Linked DNA regions of Homo sapiens: regions 1 and 3 are each linked to region 2. The links are chromatin contacts, found by Hi-C or POLR2A ChIA-PET in ENCODE. All regions are on one chromosome and are shown on one strand. The core of a region is the stretch at or near the end of the contact, and the rest is flanking DNA. Distances in the headings are between cores, read along the strand shown.

The links. Hi-C counts contacts between places; a loop is a spot of excess contacts on that map. ChIA-PET counts read pairs that join two places held with the same protein, here RNA polymerase II (POLR2A). Pooled maps may share reads with other maps.
Region 1: a pooled map shows a loop between it and region 2 (5-fold over the local background). The contact joins two enhancer-like sites. A Hi-C loop is called at or near these places in 6 of 50 pooled maps. POLR2A ChIA-PET finds 5 or more read pairs at or near these places in 2 of 52 experiments (activated T-cell and activated naive CD4-positive, alpha-beta T cell).
Region 3: a map of CD4-positive, alpha-beta memory T cell shows a loop between it and region 2 (24-fold over the local background). The contact joins two enhancer-like sites. A Hi-C loop is called at or near these places in 6 of 168 maps with a recorded cell type or tissue (CD4-positive, alpha-beta T cell, CD4-positive, alpha-beta memory T cell, CD8-positive, alpha-beta T cell and 2 more), 1 of 37 single-sample maps with no recorded cell type and 15 of 50 pooled maps.

Annotation. Positions count from the first base shown.
Region 1 is chr2:160,292,421-160,295,304 of GRCh38, reverse strand. All of the region lies in intron 6 of RBMS1 (RNA binding motif single stranded interacting protein 1), which reads left to right. Among named protein-coding and RNA genes, the nearest start is that of LINC02478, 22 kb to the right of the region's middle. Within about 2 kb of position 1,529, at least 17 of the 41 ENCODE cell types and tissues checked have a DNase peak (open chromatin) inside an H3K27ac peak, as active enhancers do.
Region 2 is chr2:160,919,513-160,922,351 of GRCh38, reverse strand. No RefSeq gene overlaps it. Among named protein-coding and RNA genes, the nearest start is that of TANK-AS1, 240 kb to the left of the region's middle. Within about 2 kb of position 1,436, at least 9 of the 41 ENCODE cell types and tissues checked have a DNase peak (open chromatin) inside an H3K27ac peak, as active enhancers do.
Region 3 is chr2:160,250,407-160,253,106 of GRCh38, reverse strand. No RefSeq gene overlaps it. Among named protein-coding and RNA genes, the nearest start is that of LINC02478, 20 kb to the left of the region's middle. Within about 2 kb of position 1,351, at least 7 of the 41 ENCODE cell types and tissues checked have a DNase peak (open chromatin) inside an H3K27ac peak, as active enhancers do.

The DNA of each region.
Region 1 (2,884 bases), core at 280-2,779, 630 kb after region 2:
CTACCACCAGAAGTTACCAACAGGTTTCTAAGAGCATTTTTCATGCAGAGCTCTTCCCAAGAATTATTGCTAATTTGAGGGCCTTTTTGGATACCACCTTTTTGCACAGGAGGTTAAATTGCCTTTAGGCATGAATGTTAAATGTATAATGCCAGACTTGGAAGCACACTGGCACAGTGAATTCAGCTTTTTCCAAAACAAGTCCCCAGTAGACTTGAAAACCCACAAAGAATGTGAAAGAGTTTTCAACTTCTCTAGACTTCTTTTTTCTTTTTTTTTTTTTTCTTGTATACATGGTGACTTCAGAATTCTTTTGAGTACCAGTTTGTGTATTAGATACTGTTCTTTCTTTATATCCCCTGAATGGTTACTCCATAGCATCAGTTTCTCTGTGGAGGGCATATGATTATTATCAGAAGAACCAGATAAAAAACAAAAATATTGTCAGGCAGGGGTCAGTTGAATGAGCCTCCACTTGAATGTTTGCATAATGTAGTCTCATTGATAGGTAGACATAACATTTCATAAATACAGTCAGAAGACGGTTTATTTAATGATGCAAGTTGTTTAGCTGGCGTAAGCAGAATTATCTGGGATGATTCCTGTCAGAATACTTGGATTCTTGCATGGCTGGCAGTTTGCCCATGACATTGGAGCCAAGTACAGAAAAGAAACCCACGTTAGACACAATTCCCGAAAGATACTTTCTCAAAATGAACAAACTGAACAATGAACTCATCCTAGCTGTGACACTCTTAAGGAAGTCTCTAGATGACTAAGCAGGAGGAAGTCAGCTATGCACATGAGCTGTCACTTCTACACTGCCTGCCCTCCTGCCACCATATTCTTTCCATACCCGAGTGGCATGGCTGGGTCCCTCATGCCAGCCATGTTCCACTCTGGCCTGGGGCATGGCACATAATAAAGCACATGGTTACAGTTTTGTAAAAATCTAATGTACCACATCACAATTTCTAGTGCCGTCTGCTTTCTGAAATGCTCTTTTAAAATCTTGTGCTTTTGTGTCTGATGTCACTATATTTTAAAAGAGGCTTTATCTTTTCTTATAGCAGATGTTTCTTTAAATGTATATTATAGTTTGTTGGGGGAAAAAATAATTGCTTATGTGGCCTTTCCTTCTGTCTTTCCCCACCCAGTCCTGCATTTTTTCCTGAAATATTGGAGGTGGCTTGTTTGTATTAAGTCAGATTTACATGGAATGTCCCCAACCAGGGTAAAAGAACCCATGGCTTCTTCATGACACAGCTAGGTGAATTCCATCGAGTTTTTCCACAACCACTTAATACTTGCTTGATAAAAATTCCATTATGCAGAAATAGTATGGTGGCAGTTTTCTACACAATGAATGTTAGAAACAGAGATGGGAAGTTTTAGTTATCTAGAACCAGTGTCCAAATTAGGAGACATGCCTCAGGCAAAAACACTGAAACACATGATCATGATTCAGTGATTTGTCTAAAAATGCTCTTCTAGGACCTTCCTGGAAGAGAGTACAGTCTTTGAGAAGACTAATGCGTATGGCATGTGAGCTGGAACTATCCTAGAGCTGAGAACAGCTCTGGCGCCCTGACTCCCTGCACAAACACCTCTCCCCCTCGCCACCACCACCACCTCTCAAAGACAAAGGCTAACTGTGTGTTCAGTGCTGCAGGAGACAGTATGATTTCCCATCTCGCTTTCTGAACCTCTCCATGACATTAATGGAGTGTGAATAAGTCCCTGTGTGCTAAGGGCAGGGAATGCCTGTTAGATTCTCAGTGTTGCACTGTTATCATTCTGCCACATCGCTCACAGCTTCATCTTGTCACAGAGGAGCCTCAATGAAGTGCATATGTGTCTGCTGGCAGACTCCCTTCAAAGGCTTCAGCTTGTTTTACATCTGCTTTCTGTGTTACTCTGACTTTTCCAATTGGTTATGTGTCCAGTGGGGCTTGAAAACCGCTCTTGCCCACATTTCATAACTCTGTGTGTATAGTGATATTATGAGGGCATTGTCCTATGCCAGGTAGCAGAAAAGATAATGTTTAGAGGGAAAATTATGAATCTAGTAAAAGGCCTGGAGATTTTTCAAAGGTTTTTATTGCCCATTTTGTTCCCTTAATATTTCTCTTAAGCATTGTTACCCTGTAAAAACAGAAAATTTTGGTAGCTCTAGGACAAAAGAAATACTTGAAGACATGTGGAATGTCCCTGGTACCTTCAGGATGTGCAGTCATATCTCCCTCACCCGGTACATAAAACAGAACTGGATCTGAACTCACACAGCATCATGAGCTGTACCTTTCAAGGGCTATACTCTTAAGAAGAATTGTTGTCGTGACAGCAAAAGCGCTGGAACAGGCCTAGGTGGCCAGTGGGGCAAGGGCGGTCTTGCAGATCCAGAATTCAAATTCATTCCTACTGAGGAGGAGAAGACTAGTTTTTAAAAAGTGACAGGGGCCCACAACCTGAGATGTGCCAGTGTTCTAGTCCCCACACCAGGCTTATGGTGAGGCTGCCTTACAACAATTATCACCATCGATCACACCCAGCCTACAGCCAGCCTCACAAATCAACATTTTACACCCTTTCACGATCAGGTTCTGCCAGTGAGGAGTAAATAGTGGAGTAAGATTTTATTAAAGCACAAGGCTCTTGGGTAGAAGTTGTAGGTGTTATTGTGTAACAGTTTTCTAAAAGACATTGACCAGTAACTTTATCCTTAACTATAACTTCAACATTTCTTCATTCTGTAAGAAGCCAAGGCAGCAACTCTAGCCAGCTCCTTAAATCTCTCAGATTCAAATCCCATGGATAACAGGCCAGTCCCCAAGTGTTTAGACCTTCTGAACCAGAAGTGTCCCTCTCCTGAGAATTTTTCTTC
Region 2 (2,839 bases), core at 187-2,686:
CAGATCAGACACTGGCATTGTTTTCTTTGATATTTGGGACTATAGAACGCAGAGTTTGCATTCCTGACTTTCCTTCTGTGACCCCTCTGTGCTGTTCATATACTTCCTGTAAACATGTTCCTCCCACAAAACTGTAGCTTCCTAGAGCAGGATGGAGCTTTCTTTATCCCTGCATCTCTAGCTGTTGGGAGAAGGAATCAATAGTTTGTTTTACAGTAGTACTTTGATCTTTATTTTATTTCTTTCTTTTGTCTTGTTCTGTCACTCAGGGTGGAGTACAGTGGCACAATCAAAGCTCACTGCAGCCTTGAACTACTGGGCTCAAGGGATCCTCCCACCTCAGCATCCCTAGTAGCTGAGACTACAGGCACATGTAACCACACCTGGCTATACTTTGATTATTAACAAGTTCAATCTTCTGGAAGCACATTGGCAATATATCCAACAAAACTGAATGACTACCTGGTATGTGCCACTGGAGGAAGCATGCTAGGCATAGGAGACAAAATGTCAATGAGAAACAGTACTGTCCTGGGGCTTTCTTGCTGTGGAGCTCCAGGGGCAGCAATTACACACCATAGTCCGCATGCCTGGAGCTGTGCCAAGCAACCTGTGTGGCCATCAGTGTGGGCCCTGATGTACCCCTTACCTCAAATAGACACAAATTATATGATTTTATGCACCAAAAATAAATAAATGTGCTGTGTCTATGCATGCGACTTGAAGGATGAGCATGTGTTTAACATTACCCCATCCCATCTTCAGATTCAGGGCCATCTGATTTTACAAACTGCGGTGGAAAATTTAATGAAGCATAGGGGTAGCACAGAAGGATGTGTTCTTTCAAAGAATCACATTCAACCTCCTCAACCAGAACACTGTCCTTTCAGAATCGATAGCTTTGTAGTAATACTCTGAATTTGTAGCTGTAATTATGAACAGTTTTCTTTCCTTCTCCATGCTGTTCTAGAATGGAGAACAGGGACAGACCCCACACCCTCAGTGATGGGAGCCAAATGACAGAGACCTGTGTGCCTACTCTTTCCTCCCTTTTCTCCTTTTTGTTTGCTTCATCCCTGAATAATCTTTCACCATTTGTCTAAACAACATTGTAGGAGGTTTCTAGTGGATCCATATACTGCACTTTCAAAACAACATTTTATCTCCCTGACTCACAGGCAGAGAGGGAAAAAAACACACCAAAACAAACCCCTACACATTCAAAATAATCTGCAAGGAAAGCGTGCATTGAAAATCATATTGCCATATAATTATCCTGTTTATAATCTCTCATACGTCTTTTCTCAAAGAAAAATGCAGATTTGGAAACAAAGCAGGAAGAAGATGCCAGAAAACCCTGGCAAGGCTCTGACCACTGCCTGCTTAGGAATGGCCGCAGAGGGAGAGAAATGTGTTTGCAATTAGGACGACCCAGAGCAGGTCCGATTACATCTGCACGCAGCCACGCTGAAGAGATTTCCAGAGTGAACTTATCGTGTGGGCCTAAGTGGATAAAAGGCAACTTAGGCTGGAGCCATTACAAGAAAATAAATGGGGCCTCCCGCCTTCCACTCTCGAGCTGCCCTTGTTGGGCTCACTCTTACCTCTTGAATTAAGAGGTACAAAATCACCATGATTTGGGGCCCTCTTACATTATAGTTTACAAGATTTTCATGCATTTTTCAGCAATGGACCAAAAAAAGGGGAAATAAAACAAGTGTTGTGAAGTGGTTTCCATGCTGCATGCTGACTCTGATTTTCGGAATGACCTGTGGATGTTAAAGAGATTGCAGCAAGACCCTGAAGCAGCCCAGTGGTTATCCCACCTCTCTCCTTCCGGGGACAGTACTCACATTTTGCTTCCAGGCTCTTAACACACCCACCATTGACTCTCTCCAATAATCCCTGGCAAGACAATTAGCTTAACCCACTTTTAAAGACAAAGCAAGGAGTTCTTGGTAAAGAATTACAGAAATTAAGGTTTCTCTCCCTTGCCACAATGTTCTAACACAAAAATGCTTCCATCAAACTAGCTGCCACTCCCTTGATTAAAGAACAAAAGCAAAACAAAACTTTGAGCTCCTTGTGGTGTCCTGATTTTCCTATTGGGTTTTGGCTTCATTATGCAAGTGCTTTTTGTCCCACACAGATCAGTTCTATGTTCTTCCTAGACAGAAGAGGTGATCTGACTGCCATTCAGAAATTTACCCACTCCACCCATGTCCCTGGTCGTTCTTCTGCTCATAGACTTTTCAAATGACTCTATATTATTGCTTGTTAAGCCTTTTAAATCAATTCCAACAAGTTATAATAATACTACATTGTATGACGTCTTTACTTAGAAGACCTTCTAAAGGCCTTTTAAGAGGTATTAACAATTTCCTCCACACGCACACATACCACCCATCCTGCTGCCATCACCACTGCCCACACAAAAATGAAGAAATCAAGATAGCAATTTTTAAAGAGTCAACATATACTCTGCCTCTCATTGCCTCTCATAATACTCTATCTCTCATTGCCAATTTATCAGAACTGATTCTTTACTGAACAGAGCCTATATTATGGCTATCTATATTGTGTTTCTACAAACAGACATTAAAAAAAATCAGAAGATTACTTTTTTGTAAATGATGTTTGTCATAGAGTACCCATGTATTAATACAGAACCCAAACTGGGATATTTTAGAGTAAGGAAGCACTATTTACAATTATTCTGGGGCAGCAGTCATCAACTGGCACTGACTTTATTCTTAAGTGACTTGTCTGAGTTTATGGATCTATAATCAACAGGGATCTCTGGGTTGCAAAACTCCATTTTTGCACAGCCCTGCCTTCC
Region 3 (2,700 bases), core at 102-2,601, 670 kb after region 2:
TAAAACAGGGAAATAAATATCAGTTCGTATTTGCTTTGACATATGCATGACATTGGGCCAGTTAACTTCAGTATCTCTGGATTGTAAAATGGTGTTTTAGTGTAGAACTAATACCTGAGAATTATGGAGAAAATGGAGAGAAAAGGGCTTCCAATTCAGGTTATCTATGAAGAGCATATTTTATTCTTACAAGTGTCTGAAAATGCCTGGTATCATTACTATTCACCATGAGAACTTTTGGAAGTATGACCACTAGTACTGTAAAGAAAAAAAAAATCCAATATCTGTGAAAGATTATTCATCCAAATAATGTACCCTCTAAAATTAAAAAATCACAGGTAGAGCTGTATTGTATTGGCTCATAAAATGCCTGAAATGGACAGAATACAGATTCTGGTCAGAGAGTAATAGTTTTCCTCTCCTATTTTAGATTCTGAACAGGCTCAGAAGATCATAAAGTTTTTTAATACAGGGTTTTGAATATAAAGTCACTTGGTCATAATACAAATATTGGTATCTGCCTGAGGAAAATTTTGTGCCTTAGTGATATGCAAAAACGCCTTCCTCTTTAGAGTTCTCCTTTCTTCATTCCCCATTTATTCCCATTGTAATCTTTTTCCTCTATCTGACATACTCCCTCTAGTGTTCCCTGGATGAAGTACAATAGCTAAAGTTCAATTTACAAACAAAATCCTATTTCTGCAATCTCTCAATGTTTTCCCCATTTACCATACACTAAAGCAAATTTAGCACCAGATGTTTTGGCCTTGTGAGCTGTAGGTGACAGCAAGAATTTTTAATCAGAGAGCCTCAAACTTAGTGGAATCTTGTATTCCAACTTCAGATCCTCAAAGAGGGCATTTATTTCTAATCTGATTGTTAGGGTTAGGTTCCTTCTCTGCCTTTGAATCCTTGTATTGGAATTTACTTTTATTGTGATATGCAGAAGGGGAAAAGATACTCTCATGAACTAAAGCGTGCAAGCAGGCATTTCTTTGACATATTTCCCAGGGTTAGAACTTACACTGATTCTTCTAAATTACCTAAGAGATTCAAGGCATTTTGACTTAAGAAAAAAGCGATTAATTTTTTAATGGCTTTACAAAAACCATAGGCATATTCTCAGCCACAGAAGCTCTTAATCAAACCAGGAGGAACAACCACTTGGGAGGTGTATTTCTTATGGGCATTTTTTCTTTACAGAAAATAAACACTTCCAAAGCTGTCAGCTGCCATTGCTGCTACTTTGGAAATCAGCCACACCCAAGATGTAGTTATAAGAGCTAACTACAGGCCAAGGTCATCTGGGGATCCAGCCAGCCTGCTCACAGGCATGGCACCCCAACCTGGCCACAGTGCATGGGCCTGCCAATCCAGGCAGGCCAGCCCAGACTGCTATTTTAGGTTGGAGTTCCCAAAAGAAGGCCCTTGACTGTCCTTCACACTACTGGCATTCAGCTTTGTACTTAGCCATTCTGAACCATTATCTACTCTATGCCCTGACTGCTTCTCTCCTTTGAAATATCCTACCTCTTTGGGGAGCCCCATAGGAGGTTGATAGATATGTCAAATTGTAATATTAAAATGATTATTTTGTTTAATAACACAAAGCTCACCCATACATACAGCTCTGCTACATCAGGTTACTTCAACCAAGTGCCTGAGCAGGAAACCTCAGGTTTATTTGTCCTCCTCCTTCACCTGGATCTGCCATTGATCCTTTCCTCTTTCATGTCCACTGGCATTATAGTTCATCCACATTTGCCTAGACTGCTACACTAACTTTCCAGGCGATCCCCCTCCCTCCAATTCACCAACGTTCTACCATTGGTTATCTTTCAAAATGACAAATCAGAATGCATTTCTCTTCTGTTTAAAATTTTTCACTGGTTCCCTATCATATACAGGATAAATTTTGAATTCCCTACCGTCTTAGTCTGTTCTGTGCTTCTATAACAGAATACCACAGACTGAGTTATTTGTAATGAACAGAAATTTGTCAGCTTACAGTTCTGGAGGCTGGGAAATGCAAGATCAGGGGCCAGCATCTTGTGAGGGCCTTCTTGCTCCATCATCCCATGATAGAAGGTGGAAGAACAAGACAGGGTGAGACAGAGGAAAAAGAGAGCTCAACTTATCCTTTTACAATGAACCCCTCCCATGATAATGGTGTTAATCCATTCACGAGGGTAGAGCCCTCATGGCCTGATCCCTTCTAAAAGGTCCCACCTCTTAGTGCTGTTACAATGGTGATCAACTTTCCAACACAAGAACTTTGGAGAACACAATCTAACACCTACAGCACCTAGACTGCTATTCAAGATTATTTGAGATCCAGAAACTCCTGCCCACTTTTCCAGCCTCATCTCTCATTATTCCCTCCATACCATCTTTCCCTCCTCACATCAATATACCCTATGCTTTGGCCAAACTAAGTATTTATTGTTCCCCAAACCCATAGTGCTTTTTCATGTCTCCAGATCTGCCTAGTGGAATCTTCTCCTTTTCTTCAAGAATCCAGTTGAGCATCACTTTCTGATGGCGTTTTCCCTGACTCCTCACTCAACTTATGTGCATATGTATGGTTAGTTCCTTCATCTATGGTGCTCCCTGGGCAGTTACACACTCTTAGTTTTTGTATATCTCTCTCTCTCTACACACACACACACACACACACACACACACACACTTTGAACCCTC